2 separate regions of the Homo sapiens genome follow, and region 1 is linked to region 2. A link is a loop called in an ENCODE intact Hi-C map of the cell type or tissue named here. Cell type or tissue: ovary. All regions are shown on one strand. Each heading gives the region's core, and the rest is flanking DNA. Links, peaks and the distances in the headings are about the cores only.

Region 1 (8,328 bases), core at 291-8,290, 56 kb after region 2:
AGCCCAAGTCCCATCTCCAAATTACACCTGCTCCTTGCTTAGCCAGTGAGGAGGGAGACTGGAGTCAAGATGTGGAAGGTAGATGAAACAACACATTAAGGCCTTCAAATCTTAGGGGCCATGGTGTGAATATTGGATGTGAGGTGAGAGAGGGAAGGACAAATGGACCAGGCTTCCCACAGTGGCCTCTTGACCAGCTCTAGCCGGAAGAGGGAGTGCAGTGTTGGCAATAGGGCTCTTCCTGCCCCCTGGGAATAGGGAAAGCACATGTCAATGGCTCTGGGCCACCAGGGACAATGGGCAGCAGTTCAGGTTGCTGCTGTGCCTTCCCTTCAAACCCCAACAATCACCTCCATTGATGCTCAGGTTCAAATCCATTACACAAGCCAACACTGAACTCCTAGAAAGGGCCATACTATTCTGGGTTCTGCAAAGGATAAGTAGGTGAACAAGATACAGCCTTAGCTACCAAGGAGAAGTAGGATTTGGTGGCAAAGGGCTCTGATCCATCAGCAAATATGACGAGAACTTCCCAACAGGTACAGACGCCATGCAACAATAGTCCAGAAAGACAGAGAGAAGGGGAGCAGAGAGCTCAACAGGGAGCTAGGGAAGTTTCCGTGGAGGAGCTGACATTCCAGCGGAACCTTAAGAGCAGGGTAGGATTTTGATAGACAGGGGGAAGGAAAGAGCAGAGGAAAGGCATTCCGGTAGAGAAGACAGCATGAGCAAAAGCAGTGAGAGGGGAAACAGAGAGTAGGAACAACAAATGGGATTCAGCTCAAGTTCAAGATCAGTTCAAGATGAGCCTTAACGCATTTCATGCAGTAGTAACTGTCCAAAGTGGCTTCCCCAAATGAGGTCCAACAGGAGACGGCCTTCATCCACCAGTAATGTCTGCTTAGCCTAGGAGGGGGCTGTGACAGCAACCTACCAAATAGCTGCCATTTCTAGTGTAAGATATCTTCCAAAACAGTGAACAACCCAGTTGGACTAAAGCATGATGGGGTGGGTGGTGAGAACTCAGATAAGATGGTTGGAATCAGATTGCAGAGGCTCTTGAGTGCCAAGCTAAAGAGTTAAGACCTGCCTTTGTATTCTAAAGAAAACATTTCTGATCAAGTGACAGTGTGAAAAGAAATACTGTCACAAATTTGAAAAGTGACCCATTCTCTACTCCTGCAAGCTGCTGTCCCAGCCTGGGCTACATCAACCACACCTCAGCATGGGCCCCTCGGGGTGGCGGGAGCGGGGAGGAGGGGGGCCTAAACCCATTTTTAAAAATCTCATCGGTGGTACGTTGGCACTGCCCCTGAGTCGAGTGGCCAAGTACATACACAGAACTTTTGAAGGGCCACAGAATGCCTTTGTCTCACTGCTGCACCCAGCTTGGCTTCCCTTCCATCTCATATACCACCCCTCTGCACCTCCCACCCTCCCAGTGACCACACATTCCTTTCTCCCTCCTTCCAGAGAGGAAGCTGGGCTGCTGGAGGCTGGCTGGGGTGGGGAGGGTAAGAGGCTGGGTGGTGAAAAATCTCAGTTCCGGGCGAGAGATTCTAAGGAGTAGATGGAAGACAGGAAGGAGGAGTCACTGGGGGAAGGAGATCCAAGGCTGAAGTGAGCGGAGAGGGCACAGGAACAGGGCATGCACCGCCACCTGCGCACTGGGCCCTGGACCTTTGCCTGGGGGCCTGAGGACCTGGCTCGCCAGCACAGGGGGCCTGAGAAATCATCACTGCTGGAGTGGGGGACTCCCTGGCTGCTTCACTCTCTTGCTCCCCAACTCTTCCCCTCTAGACCATTTGGACCACTCTCCCCATCTGGAGAATGGAACCAATCACACGTTGCTGCCTCCTCTAGGGTGTATTATGAGAACGAATTCTGTTTCCGCTCATTTTTCCTCTCCTTTCTGTGCTCTTGTTTATCTCCATATTGGCAAGCAGCTGAGGTTCTGGGTGGAAGCAGCACTTCCATGTTAATTTTCCTCTCTGATCCTCCTGCTTGGTTGCTGGCTGCATGTGCGGGAGAAAGCAATCAGAAGAGTTTCTCCGGCAATTATCTTCCCATACTGAGTCACATAATTTCACTTAATTGCTGGGTAAAAACTGCTCAGAAAGAGAAGCCACTAGTTGATGATATAGCAACATGCTCTATTATTTTTGATTCCACGCAGCAGTGAGGTAGATCAGAATACCCAGTTCCATTGTGAAAATAACTCAGAAACAACCTCCCTTGAAAATGCAGAGGCTCCAAATTACAGTGAAACTTCATTATCTCATCCTCATCCCTCCCTCCCCCTGCTCCCGAAGCTTCACTCGCCTCCCCTGGCATCCCACCTGCTTGCCTTCCTGCAGGCTCAGCCCACGGATGACAAGCTCTGAGGGGTCACCGGGCCTGGGTCTTAGCAGGATGCCCTGCTAAGAAAGATGAGGTCTCACTTCATACAGAACGTCCCGGAATGGGGCCTTTTATGAGGCCGCAGAATGCCTGGGCCCCACAGTTTAGTCTAAATGGTTACCCTAGACTATTATTATATGCAAAGGGATATGATTTAGCCTATGACGTATCTAGATCTTTGCAACCAAGAAGTCTATTAAAAAAAGATTCGACTGTGTATATATTGAGTATAACCAAGATGTGAGGTCTACCAGATGGAGTTAGCATCACAGAATTCATCACAGTTGGTTACAGTGATTGGGCTCCTGCTTTTTATTTGTGAAAATTGGGGCCCAAAGAGAGATGAGGTACCTGATTCATCCAGTTATTTAGGGGCAGGGCAGGGCTCAGAACATGCATTTCCCACTCTTGACTGCTGTTTTGATGTGCTGGGATTGGGAGGTGGGCAGAACAGGGCTGGCAGAGCAGTGGCCAGGAGGAACAGAGGGAAGGAAGGCTGAGCCCACCCCAATGCCAAAGGGAAGGGGGGTAGCCTGGCTGGAGCCAGGGAAGAGGGCGAGGCCCTGCAGGAATGGGGTGGCCAGGGACATGAGAGGGCAGGAGGGAAGCCACTGCCACTGATAGCCTCCTTGGATTGGAGATGGGAGGTGACAGTGCTGGCTTCAGGGAAGGTGAGGGATGGAATCATGTCTAGAATGGGTCTTCTGGAGGCATGGGGCCCAAATGCTCACTCTCTCACACAGGGGAGTAAATACGTGATGAGAACAGGTCTTTCCCATGATCCCCAGGTGATGTGGTGAGTTTAGTGCAGGTGGCTATTGCTGCAGCATGGATCTGTGTTGTGTAAGGTTAGACTAAGAATGAAAACAGGGAAGTCACAGACAAACTGGTCAGATGTATTGGGAAAGAAGTGGATTTTTTTTTTTTTTTTTGAGAAGGAGTCTCGCTCTGTAGCCCAGGCTGGAGTGCAGTGGCGCAATCTTGGCTCACTGCAACCTCTGCTGCCGGGTTCAAGCGATTCTCCTGTCTCAGCCTCCTGAGTAGCTGGGATTACAGGCACGCGCCACCATGCCCAGCTAATTTTTGTATTTTTAGTAGAGACGGAGTTTCACCATGTTGGCCAAGATGGTCTCGATCTCTTGACCTCGTGAGCCGCCCACCTCAACTTCCCAAAGTGCTGGAATTACAGGCATGAGCCACCACACCCGGCCCAGGTGGAATATTTATATTCCTAAGACCTTAGCAAGTCTTACTGTCTGGGAGGAAAATAGGGGGAGAGTGGTCTGATCTATTCGTGCTAAGCAAGACCTCTTGGAGACAAAGGACTGGCCCCGAAGGCTTTTTAAGGCCTCCTTAGCCCTCTGTTTCCATGAAAGGGCCATGCCTGCACAATATCAGCCTTACCATCAGTTCTCTATTCTCCATGCTCATGAACGGGACCTGGGGGAGTGGTCAGTATAAACCAGCAGAGAATGCCCAAACCCTGGCCTTGGCTTTGGAATGTGTTTTATTTTTATGGGAATTAAGCCTCATAATGCTTTCAGACAAAAGATAAAGAATCCCAGAGAGGCCTCAGTACTGGAGAGGCTGGATGTTCTTCTCCTCGATCTTCCTTGGCACCCCACCCCAGCCCCACTCCAGCGTCCCCCTGCTTCCCATCCATGCTGGAGCATCCTGGTGCCCTTGGCATCCAACCAAAGTACCTCCCCACTCACACACAGCTGCGTTTTTCTTCTCCAAACTGTCCCTCCTTTTTCTGCTTCCCGTCTCAGATGCTTTGGCTGAAGTTCTCTTGCAGGATTAAAAGGAAAATGAAGGACAAAAGGACAGTCGTCATCCACTTGGGGGACGTATGTCGAGCAGAGCTCCAGGGGGGCTTTCCCAGGGTCCCTCCTGGCTGAGCCCGGCACCCCTCACTCCCTCTCCATGTCAGGGCTGCTTTCTCCTCTCACCTTGGGTCCCATGTAACCACCAGCTTGGAAACAGGGGTAAGGACCACACTCAGCCTCACACCCCCAACTTTGTGCCCTAAACACTCTCCTGTCAAAGTTCCCAAGCCACAGGGACCCAGAGTCATGGCCCAGGTTCATCCTCTGTTTTTGTAAAACGGAGAGTCGATTCTGCTTCATTTTCTTTTTTCTTTCTTTCTTTCTTTCTTTCTTTCTTTCTTTCTTTCTTTCTTTCTTTCTTTCTTTCTTTCTTTCTTTCTCTCTCTCTCTCCTTCCTTCCCTTCCTTCCTTCCTTCCTTCCTTCCTTCCTTCCTTCCTTCCTTCCTTCCTTCCTTCTTTCTTTTCTTTTTTAGACAGTCTCGCTCTGTCACCAGGCTGGAGTGTGCAGTGGTGCGATCTTGGCTCACTGCAACCTCCTCCTCCCAGGCTCAAGCGATTCTCCTGCCTCAGCCTCCCGAGTAGCTGGGACTACAGGTGCGAACCACCACACCCAGCTAAGTTTTGTATTTTTAGTAGAGACGGGGTTTCGCCATATTGGCCAGGGTGGTCTCCAACTCCTGACCTCCGGTGATCTGCCCAACTCAGCCTCCCAAAGTGCTGGGATTACAGATGTGAGCCACCACTCCCGGCCGATTCTGTGTCATTTTCAACCCCTTCTGGGAGGCTGCTCGAAAGTCCATTTGCTTATGTGGCTATGAGATACATCTCCTGCCTCCTAGACACTGTGCAAGACCCCCGCCCCAAGCCAGTGTGTCCCGACCGCAGGTCCAGCCACACCCAGTTCGGCAGGACACTGTGGAGCCACTGGCGGGCAAATGTGAATCCCCTGAGGAGGGAGGTCCGGGGTTGGAGATCTTTGTGCCTTTACAAAGCACACCCCTGACTCACACTGCACACTTCCCAGACAGCGGCCTTGAACCAGAAGGCTGGACACAGAGGTCAGCCTGCATCATAGGAGCCCTTCTATGGATGCCACAGAAGAAACTAAGAGGAATTAAAAATTCTGAGATGAAAACCCACACTTGAGGCCCAGTCTGGGGGTCTGTATTGGATACAAGAGGTAATAATTATAATCACGACAAATGATACAGGCCAGGCACTATTCTTAGTGCTTTAAATGCTTATTCTCACTTAATCCTTAAACATAACCCGATGCTAACACTGATAATGTGCACCTGTGGCCCTTTCATGAAATCCAAGAACTAAGGAGGCCTTAAAAAGCCTTCAGAGCCAGTCCCTTGTCTCCAAAAGCTCTTGCTTAGCACAAATAAATCAAACTGTCCTCCCCCTATTTTCCTTCCAAACAGTAAGACTTGCTAAGGTCTTAGGAATATAAAGATCCCACCTCTCTCCCAGTACATCTGACCAGTCTGTCTGTGATAATTTTTAGTCCGGAGCTTCCCTGTTTTCATCCTTAGTCTGGTCGTACGCTACTCAGATCCACGCTACAGCAATAGCCACCTGCACCAAGCTCACCTTACCGCACAGCTGGGGTCATGGGAGAGGCCTATTCTCATCACCTGCTTGCTCCCCTGTGTGAGAGAGTGAGGAGTTGGGCTCCATGTCTGCCGAAGGCCTTTTGTTATCGTCAAAAGCATTTTACAGGGAAAGAAACTGAGGTAGGGAAAGAGAGGTGCCCTGGAGAATAAGTGCAGGATTCTGGACTTCAGCCCTGCTCTGTCTGCCTGGCTGTTGGTGGAGGGCAGGGAGTCTTCCTGCTATGAGTAGGTTTCCTTCGATCCCAGAGCCAGCCCCAAACTCCAGCCCTTGGGCCCCACCTCACAGGGAGGGATCACATCCATTTGGGGGCAAAGAGCCATGAGGGGCCACCTGCACTGTGGCTCTTTGAAGGGCCCACCTTTTCTAGGTAGCTGCCACCCTGTTTTCTCATTCCCATCCCAGTCCAGCAGGCTGAGGCAGCGAGATACAGGTACCTGAGAGAGCTCTGCGCAGAGAGCCACAATGCAGGGGCTCCCGCATCTGGATGAACATTTACCAAGCTTCCAGCATCTCTAGCTTCATACATATTCGTGCGCTAGAGAGACAGCAGAATGTACAATCCTGCCAGCTCACCCCTGAGAAAGCATTGATACTCACTTGTTGAACAGAGAGCTGTTTACTCGGGTGGGGGATTTTTAAAAACAGGCTACGGAACCCTGAAGCTGATTAGGCCGAGGGTGAGAGCATGGGGTGCGGGCAGCGCAGAATCAGTGCAGAATCTGCCAGTCCGTTCCCTTGTCCACTTTCCAAGGCTATGATCAAGGTCAAGTGAGATAATAGGTGTGAAGGTTCTTTGTAAACTGTAAAACACCCTGATAACAACATGTAACATTCGTAAGGTGCTCATGCCATACCAAGTGTTGTTCTAAATAGTTATATAACTCATTCTACCCTTACAATAGTCCTAAGAAGCAACTATTATTACGATCATTCCCTTTACACAGACGGGCAGACTGAGGTGAGAAAGATTAAGTAAGCTGCCCCAAATTCCAGAGCTAGAAAGTAGCAGAGCCTAGATTCAATCCCAAGCAACCTGGCTCCAGGGTCCTTGCTCTGAGCACTCAGCTCTCCCTCCTCTCTGCCACTCAGTGGCTCTGTGGCCTCGGGAGCGTTACTTGGCTTCTCAGAGTCTTGGCTTCTGCAACTGCAAGATGGGCCTAACAGCATGCATCTCGGGATCAGTGAGGGTCAGATGAGGTGGTCTTTGTGCCCACATCAGTCCCCTCTTCTGTGAATGACATCCCCTTTTGGAAGGGAGCCTGCTCTGTCCCCACTCGAACCCTGCTGGTCTATGGGAGCCTGCCAATCTCAGCTCCTTCCCTGTAGCTAAAAGACATGGTAGGAAAGACCTCAGCATCCTGCCGGATGAAAGGAGGAGGAGTCTGTTGGGGGAGAAGTCGGCCAATAGCTGACAGGTACAGAGCTGGCAGGGGAGAGAGGCAGGGAGGAGGGGCCCAGAGAGCTTCCTAGCTGTGCCTCAGGCTCCTGTGTTCCCACACCAGAGGGCCCCACCCTTCCCGAGTCTGGCTCTGTAAACTGATACCCCTGCTTCAACTAAATTAGATGGAGTTCTGTTGCTGTCATTTGCAATGAAAAGAGACGGCCTGTGGACGGAGCTGAGTGCAGCCTGGCGAATAGTAACTGCTGGTGAAGCATCACCTGTTAGTATCATTACTGTATCACTGCCCAACTCTGTCCTTGGCTTCCTCCTTCATTTCTACCTTTTCCAGGAAAATGGAAAGATAAACAGAGATAGGGGCTAGGGAGAGGGCCCAGTTACTTCCTCCCCCTTCCCTTCCTTTTAACATTGTCCTCCAACCACTGGAAGGCTCCAGGGTCCTCGTGTGGTCACAGGACGTGGAGGGTCCTCGTGAGGTCACAGGATGTGGAGGGGCCTCGGCCCACAGCTGACACTGGCTCCCGGCCACTGCCTTTTCCTGCCTCAAGACAAACATCCTATGTCATCCAGAGCTGCAGATATGTGGCCCAGGGAGGACACATCTGGCTGGGACAGCTAAAGCAAGGGACACATCTTCCCAGGCCCAAACTGAGGGCACCCCCACGAGAGACACAGAAGCAAGACAGACAGAGGACATGAGGCAGCAGGAGAGGAGAGAAAACCCGGAGGAGGAGAAACTGAAAAGGCGATGCCCCAGAGGAAGTGGGAGAGGCAGGCAAAGGAAAGAGAAAGAAAGAGGCTTCGAGACGGGAGAGGCTGGCCCAGGGGCCAAGTCCCCGCAGAAACTGAGCTGGAAAATGGGAAGGAGGGACACAGGTGGTGAAGCCAGGAGAGGTGGAGGCTGCTGAGAGAAGAGAATTGGCTTTAGAGGAAGCATCAAGCAAGCCCTCACGTCATCCTCCTCCTTCTGAGGCCTCGGCTGCCCTGGGTGCCTCCACCATGCCCTAGGTGCCTCCACCATGCCCTGCGTGCCCCACTCACACAGATGCACCTAAAAGCAGAGACAGGAAAATGCACCAG
Region 2 (8,328 bases), core at 75-8,074:
TGTGGAGTGCGAAGTTTGGAGGGAGAGAAGGGGTCCACTGGCTAGCTGCATTTGCCAGAGGAAGAAAATTTACTTCCTCGAAATGTGCGGCCTAAGTTCACATGGGAGAATTGGGACTCCTCACTCCCAGGTTTTGCCAAAATATCCCTAGAAATTTTAACTAAATTTTGAAAAGTGTGTTTTTTAATATGTTAAAATGTACATAACATAAAATTTACCATTTCAACCATTTGAAGTGTACTATTCTGTGGCATTAAATACATTCACGATGTGCAACCATCATCACTTACCATTTCCAAAACTTTTTCATCATCCCAAACAGAATCCTGCACCCATTAAATAATAACTCCCCCTTCCCCTCCCCTCCCCCAGCTCCTGGCAACCACTATTCTACTTTGTCTCTATGAAGTTGCTTATTCTAGGTACCTCATAAGTGAGATCATAAAGTATGTATCCTTTTGTGCTTGGCTTACTTCACTCAGCATAATGTTTTCAAGGTTCGTCCTTTAAACGGGTGAGAAAATCGGGGCTTAACTTGTTCAAGGCCACCAAGGTTGTATCAGAAGCAAGACTAGAACCCAGGCCTCCCGACTCCAGAGCAGAGCTTGCTCTATAAGCTGCAGCATCCCTCGGTGGCTCAGCTCTTCATGCAAAATCACCACCCTGAAACAATTTGCAGGAGGTGTTTTGTCATCTGGAAACACAGGCATAGAACAGAGACGGGGGGACAGACTGCAGGGGGTGTTTGAGATGACCCAGACCGATCTTTTGCTTTACAGATAAGGAAACTGAGGCCCAGAGTGGGGAAGCCATGAGCCTTCCCCGAGGTCACGCAGGGAGTGACAGAGCCCTCACGTTTCCAGTCTTCTGTCTTAGCTCCCATCTCTCACCGCCCTCAGCCTGCTGGCTTATTCTTCTACCATGCCCCCTCCCTTCTAAAGGGAACGGTCATTGAGAGGAATCCAGTTATTTAAAACTAAGCCTATTGACCCAGAGCACCTGGTCAGGTCATGCCTAAAATAAACCGCTAAGGCAGACAGGATGAAAGGGGCTGCTGTCTGCTGGGAGGGGATCTGAGTGGGCCTGGGGTAGCGGCACAGCTGCTCCGTGCCTCACACGCTGGAAGTAGCGGTGGACCCTCTTCTTTGCATCCACCCCAAGTACCTCCTACAACCTGAGTGTAGGAGGCTTTATGCTAGTTATACACAGGGGGCTTTAAAGAACCACAACATGTGTGTTACCCGAAGGGCGAGGTCATTCATTGTGCCGGTGACTGCAGTCTGGCTGTCCCGGGAGGAGACATATACGTGGAAATAAACGGGTGGTCAGTTGGGGAGAGCAGACCTGGGGACCCCCTCTGGCAAAAGGAAGCTTTCTAATGTCATGGTTAAGAGCCTGGCTTTGGAAACAGCAGGAGATGAGTCCTCAGCCCAGCTCTGCCACTTGCCAGCTGTGTGCCTGGGAAATGTATGTGTGCCAAGCTGCAGTTTCCTTACCAGTGGAATGGGGACATCCCCAGCATCTGCCTTGGAAAGTCGTAGCGAGGATTAAATAAGACAAGCCCCATGGCTGACGCATAGTGAGCACAGGTAACTACCATGAATGGGAACAGCTTTGCTCACAAGGACCTTGACCTGTGGGAACTGGGAGGAGGGAACAGCTCCACTGGGGGAATGCTGGGACGATATTGTGCCTTCCATGCTGTGACAAAGCCAGAGCCAAGGAGCTGGGAATCCAGGAAAGGGGCTGCAGAAACACGGAAGGTGCACACTGAGGCGGAAGAGCCTGGAGAGATGGCTAACAAAAGAAGGACCTGAAAAACAGGCAGGTCAGGCCTCATGCTTTTTGTGTTTCCCATTGATTTTGTTCTTCCTTAGTATCTAGGGAAATGTCTTTGAAAATGACAGGTTGGCTCAGATGTATTTAGAAGTCTCCTCTTCGACAGGAGTTGTATTGGGGTGGGCAAGCCAGCATGCCAGGAAATCCCAAGGGAAAAATGAAACGCCGGGGAAGAGAGTCAGGCGGCGTGTTCTACCCCACGCCCACCTTAAACCCTGACAGTCCCCTCCCCAGCTGACATTTTAGAGGGGCTATATTTTGATAGAAGGGACAGTTCCCAAAATTATATGGAAAACTTCACACCCACACACAAATATATTCATGCCAGAGTGAGAACAAACACAGTTGCCCAGGCAAACATTCATGTGTACAGGTAAACATAAACACCTAATGACAGGCACACCTGTGCTTCAATGTGATTTGAACCCAATCCAGAAATTCTGCATTGGCACCTATGCATATGCTCCATTTTTTTAAGCCTCAAATTTGTGGGATTCCTTTCTAGTAGGGACACACTACCCATTTAAAAGCAGTGATCAGTTTTAATATTTTCTTGCATCAGAATGCTGGGTGATGATCTGTCTGTATTTTGGCTTTTGTGCTTTTGTTTTTGTTTTTTTTAAACAATGCCAGTTGAAGCAGCTATATGAAGTCACTGGGAGCTGAGCCCTCTCCAATTCAGGTTAATCATGGATATTTAGGGGGTATTATTTTGCCATGTTATATTAAGACTAGAGCCATCCTGAGAAACAGCAGATGTTTTTATTGTTTAACTCAAACAATAAGCTTATATATTTTGGATACTTTTCTTCAAAAACAAAGGCATAAAATTATTTTAACAATGGCTTCATATGCCCTCTGGAATTCTTTGACAACTTGAGTATAAACAGGGTTTTCATAAAAGGAATCAATACTGAACCAGGTCTGTGTGAAAAACTTAACTTTTGGTATTATATAGCTAATTCAAGATTGACCTTCTTAGTACTTACTTATCAGTTGGGGGAGGAAAAAACAAGGATCTCCCTGCTTCCCTCCCCAAAATTTATAATTGATTTTAATATTATAGAAAGAGTTCTCATCTACAAATCAGAAATCCTAGGTTCTTGTGTCACCTCTGTCTCCATAGCCAGCTGTGTTACCTGTGACAAGTCACCTTGCCTTTCTGGACCTCAGTTTCTTCACCATTGAGGTGAAAGAGCTGGGCTGGAATGATCACCAAGATCCCTTCCTAGGACCAAACACAAGGTAAATGCAAACAAATATGCCCATTCCCCCCTCCTACCCCACATAGGTGTATAGTGTGTACCCACAAATGTGTGCAGGCAGAGAAACAGAAGCTTTTATGCACAGATATTCAGAAACTAATAGGCACAAAAAATTACACAAAATAAACAGTTTTGGCTTCAAATATATACACATACATCTAAAATACCATCTTCTTGAGATGAGATGAATCAGTACAATTCATAGACTGTGATGCCTATATATAAAAAAATATTATGTGTCATTATACTACCCAGGTTCTCCTTAAACCAAAATTCTGTCTGCTGGGCTCAGAAGATGTCTAGGTATGCTTGCCACTTACTCTCTCATCATTTTGGATGATAATATTATGGCTCTAAGATCACTGGAGCAAAGGGTCTAAAGCCCTGGGGCTCCGCCTGTACAGATGCAGTCTCTGGGGTCCCATTGCCCTTGTTCAGGCTGCTGTCTCAGCAGTGACACCAGGATGGTTGGTCAGGGGCTGCGGAAGCCCCCAGCAAGGCAGGAGTCCCCTGAATAACTGTGGCCTCTCTCCTGCTGTTCTTTCTCAGCTCACAACTCTGAAATCGGTTGAGAAGCCAACCCAGAGAGGTTCCATGTAGTCCGGATTCGACAGAGCTGAAGCTCATTGTCACATTTCTCTCTGGGGAGCAGTGGGGTGGAAGGTATGGAAACTAAGAGAGATAGGAAAAAAAAGAAAGTGCAATGAGCAGAGCTAAACTTGCTGGCTTCCCAAGTCTTCCGGCATTTCTTCTGGCCCATGTGTCACTCACAAATGTGCTTATCAAATTTTATGAAAGTGTCTTCTACACTGGAAAACCTTCACCTTTCTCAAGTACCCAGTGCCCCCCTTTTTCACCTGTTTAAGGCTTCCCATTCAGCAGGGCCTGGTCAGGCACCCCCAGTTTTCCCTGACCAGGCCTCCTCTGGTCTCCCACTGCCTCAGACATCTACTTGGCCCATGGGTCTCATCCCTTTGTCTAGAATTGTGGCTATTTAGGCATGTGTCTGACTTGTCTCCTCTTCTAGACACTGGGCTCCGACCCTTTCGATTTGTACCTGCAGGCCCTAGCCTGGTGCCTCCTGGCTCTAGGGGTACACTCAGTAAGTGTTGATTTAATGACCAGATGGGCTCATTCTTATAAGGTAGCAGATATCTGATTACAGCCTCACGTGCCATGCCTTCCAGAGAGATGTCCCTTAACTAGGATCAAAGCCTTAAGCTTGAAAGTTCTCGTATTGGAGTTTCTCGTCTCTAAGAGTGAGCATTTGGCAGGACATTAGACCCCGCAGGAGTGCTGACCCCTAAAACCAAAGAAGTCTCAGCAGTTCCTGCTGAGCCCGCATCACTGTGGTCTTCACAGTTGTCATCTTGACCTTGTAGGCAGCGCCTCTAGGTTCCAGAGGCTTTATGTTTTCGTCCATTTCTGATTCTCACCTAAAAGGATCTGGATACATATGCCAGAATTGTTTTGATCATTATATAGATGAAGACACAAAGTCAGAGGAGTCCCAGAGGCATATTTGGGATGTTTAATACCATGACACTTACACAGCTCAAGCTTCAGATTCCTTTAGGGCCCTAGTAATGTGTTCACATGGTCAGATATGAAAACACTGTAGAATAATAGAGTTTAACTACTGTCAATCACAGCTGCTACCCTTTTCTGCTCTGGCTTCTCGGTGGGTCTGGTGAACATTTTGGGGGGATCTGACTCTGGCTTGGGATTGGTGGAATGTATTTATATGGTTCACAGGCCATGCACGTACTTCCAGGATAGGGAATGGCTTGCAGGAACACTCCTATCACCGACTGGGCCAGCTCACTGCGCTTTGTGACATGAAGTTGCAGAACCAGAAGTTGTATCACAGTATAACTGTGGCCTCAGGTGCCTGCACCAGGGGTGTGTGTGTAGCATAGGAAAGACAAGGTTTGAAATGCATGGAGCCAAAAGCCAGCTTATGTAAAGCTGTGAGCAGAAGTAACGTAAAAAAATTTTTTTTAATTTAGAAAGCATTTTTGAGGTGTGTCAGTTAATACAAATATTATGTTATCTGTCTGGATTTCATGATGGCATTTGTCAGTTTTTTCAAGATTTGTAACTTGTTGCAATTTCTTTTTATCTTTCTAAATTAATAATCACATTTGATTATTAATATATTAATGATCATATTTGTATCTAATTTTGTATTCATAATTGTGTATTGTTTTCCTTAGTGAGGCCTAAGCTTCCAGCCCTCAATGGTCTAAGCTTCCAGCCCTGCAAAACCTGAATCCGTCCCAGGAACTTTCCTTGGGTTACACTGTGGCTGGGGACCAGGTTCTCTGGATTCTGGTCAGGGCTCCCCGCTTGCCTCAGAGGTCTTAAGTCTGTATGTCAATCATGTATTTGTACAGTGCTGTTCACACAGAAGCCCCCTTGGAGAGATTTTCCTCCCCAGAGAAGAGAAAGTCAAGGCCCAGGCCCATGGTGGTGACCTTGACTTAGATGATGAAAGTTCTCTTCCTAGAAAGTCTGCCCATTTCACCACAGGCTGGACTTGCCAGTCCATGCGCTGGAGGATCTCAGGATGGGAGACAACTTGGTGCTGCCGTAACGCCTTCCACGGTCTCTCTGCAGGGCAGCATCCCTCCTGTCACTGTGACTGGCCACCAGCATTGTGGACCGAGACCCTCCTCAAAGTCCAGGAGTTGCTACAAAACACTAGCAAGTCCTCCAGCCACTCTGAGCAGGAGAAATGTGCGGCCCAGAAATTCCACCTGCTGGAGGCCAAAGCCACGGCTCCTGGGGTGCCCCAGTGGTGAGTGGGCTGCAATTTGGGACAGTGAGGCTGAACAAAGACATTGCCTGGAGACCACGGGGAATGTTGGCCCCTCAGTTACAGAATCTGAGAGGGGGCAGTGCCTTAGAGCTCAGCTCACCTGGCCCCATCTCATACCCACTGGCTTTCTACACCGACCCAACAGGTGTCAACTCAGTCTCTCAAATGCTGCCAGGGAAAAGGGGCTTGCTCCCCACACAGAAGTTTATCTAATTTCACTGTCCACAGTCATGTACACATGCTTTTCTTTATCAAGCCCAAATCTGCCTTAGCTTTCTGGAGTTCAAAAGATGTGCCCAATCTGGACAAAATGACAGCTATTCAAATATTCAAGAACTGCTACCGCAGGCCCCCACACCTTCCTTTTGCCAGGCTACGTATCTTTTTTCTTTTCTGACATAATTTCTAGACCTTTCCCTATTCTGGTTTCCCTCTTTGCTTATATTCAACTTTAGCAATATCTCGTCCGGGCATGGTGGCTCACGCCTGTAATCCCAGCACTTCGAGAGGCTGAGGTGAGAGGGTCACTTGAGCCCAGGAATTCAAGACCAGCCTGGACAACACATGGAGACCCATCTCTACAAAAACATTTAAAAGTAGCCAGGCACGGTGGTGCATGCCTGTAGTCCCAGCTACTCGGGAGGTTGAGGTGGGAGGATCTTCTGAGCCTGGGAGGCTGAGGATGTTAGTGAGCTGTGATTGTACCACTGTGCTCCAGACTGGGTGACAGACTCTGTCTCATAAAAGAAAAAAAAAATCTCTCTTAAAACAGAATAGACTCATGAATCCGGATGAGGTCTGAGCAGCTCCAGTCCAGCGCCATCACCCCCTCAGTAGGTAGCTGATCTTCTCTTACTGTTGTCCAATGTTTTGTTGGATTTCCTGGGCTGACATGCCAATCACTCTGGACCACTATCCCACGAACTTCTACTGAACTGGCCTCCTTGGCCTGTAATCCTGATGTGGATTATTTGAGAGAAAACATGATCCCATTCATCATTTGGTGAAAGTTGGGAAATGGGGTGTTGCCTGGGTCAAATGGCACTTACTTACACAATGGGTGACTCAGAATGTCATCTAAGGTCCTAGCCCAGCCCCAGTGAGGGTGGCAGAGCTCAGCTAAGAATGCAGCAATAAGGTTCCCATTTCAGGCCACAATGACATTGAAACCCAGCATCTTTACCAAACTTGACCTTATTTTTGATAAATCCAGCAGAAAACAGAAAAAGATCTAACATAGCATTTCACAAGTGTTTCATGAGAAGGTAATAGGTAAGGTGCAAAAACTGATCTATGGTCAAATAGGTTTGGAAAACAGTGGAATAATCAAAGGTAAATAGGTTTTTGTGGGAGTTGTTTTTGTTTTTGTTTTTTACTGCAGGCTTTAACACGCTGGTGGGCATTGTCAATCTCCAAGTGCTACAGTATGAGGTTTTGGGGGATCCATTTCCCACTTCTCCTGGTTAAAAACTCTGTTCTTTCACTGTTTCTGGTCCACACCTGGCCTAAAGGAAGTACATTTTGTTGGTTTACTCATTCTTTTGGCAACTCTGTGCCCAGCCCCTGTGCAAGGAGTTCCCCGATCCCTGGAAAGTCTAGCACAGAGTCCCTGCCCTCAGGAAGCTTGCATTCCAGTGGAGTAGAAGATGTTTAAAGAGCAACACAGGGAAGCCTACATGCTCAGAGTCAGCAGGTCAGAGTGTGAAGGGACCTGGGGAGCATCTCCTGCAAGTGCCTAGGAAACAGTGGCTGGCAGGTGAAGGGCGTCCCAGGTCACATGGCAGAGTCAGGGCTTAGGTCCAGGGCTCCTGACCGCCTGGCCTGCGCTCAGCTAAGTGGTGTTTACCTCCCTCCTAGGCCCTGTTGCCTTCAGACTCTTGCCCACCTTGTTCACCACTCCATCCTCAGTACCCAAGGCAGGTCTTTGATGACTGTTTGTCGAATGAAGCTATGATGATGTGGCTGGGTTGGATGATCTTTACAGTCTCACCTAGGGCAAGGGGTTCGATAAGTCTGTGAAGAGAGCTGCTTAAGCTCAGAGAAAGGAGTGGTCAGTAAAAACCAAGGTAGGATGTGAGTTGGGCTTGAGCAATGGGAAGGATATGCAGAGAGGCAGGGAAAAGGCCTCCCTGCAGGGGCTCAGGAAAGCCTGACTCTATGGTGTGTCTACCCATCTGAGACACCCACACATCTGGCACATGGCAGTTCAGAGCTGTGTCCTCAAAGACTCATCGGTCCAAACTCTGAGCTGAACTGGCGGGCTAATTGTTTGTCTGCATCAGCCAAAGTAGCTTCTTCTTTTGGCAAATCATAATCAGAGTCCTGGACTCCTACTAATAACAATGATTATAATTGAGCACTTGCTGTGGGCCCAGCACTATGCTAATTACTCCAGATGCATAA

The links. Hi-C counts contacts between places; a loop is a spot of excess contacts. Peaks named below come from ENCODE experiments on the same cell type or tissue, not always from the same donor. Only the 100,000 strongest peaks of a DNase experiment are listed, where the experiment ranks them.
Region 1: a loop joins it to region 2, with 10 times the contacts of the local background. A loop is called at or near these places in 10 of 110 quality-filtered maps.

Annotation. Positions count from the first base shown.
Region 1 is chr11:117,854,096-117,862,423 of GRCh38, forward strand. All of the region lies in intron 1 of FXYD6-FXYD2 (FXYD6-FXYD2 readthrough), which reads right to left. The region is part of intron 1 of FXYD6 (FXYD domain containing ion transport regulator 6); the gene reads right to left. Among named protein-coding and RNA genes, the nearest start is that of FXYD6, 18 kb to the right of the region's middle. RefSeq lists an enhancer at 1,647-2,147. In ovary, for the core only: no CTCF peak of the experiment used is centred there; DNase peaks (open chromatin) are centred at 1,616, 4,056, 7,356, 7,836 and 1 weaker place; H3K27ac peaks cover 1,905 bases.
Region 2 is chr11:117,798,260-117,806,587 of GRCh38, forward strand. It overlaps a transcript of DSCAML1 not described here. Among named protein-coding and RNA genes, the nearest start is that of DSCAML1, 5.2 kb to the left of the region's middle. In ovary, for the core only: no CTCF peak of the experiment used is centred there; no DNase peak of the experiment used is centred there.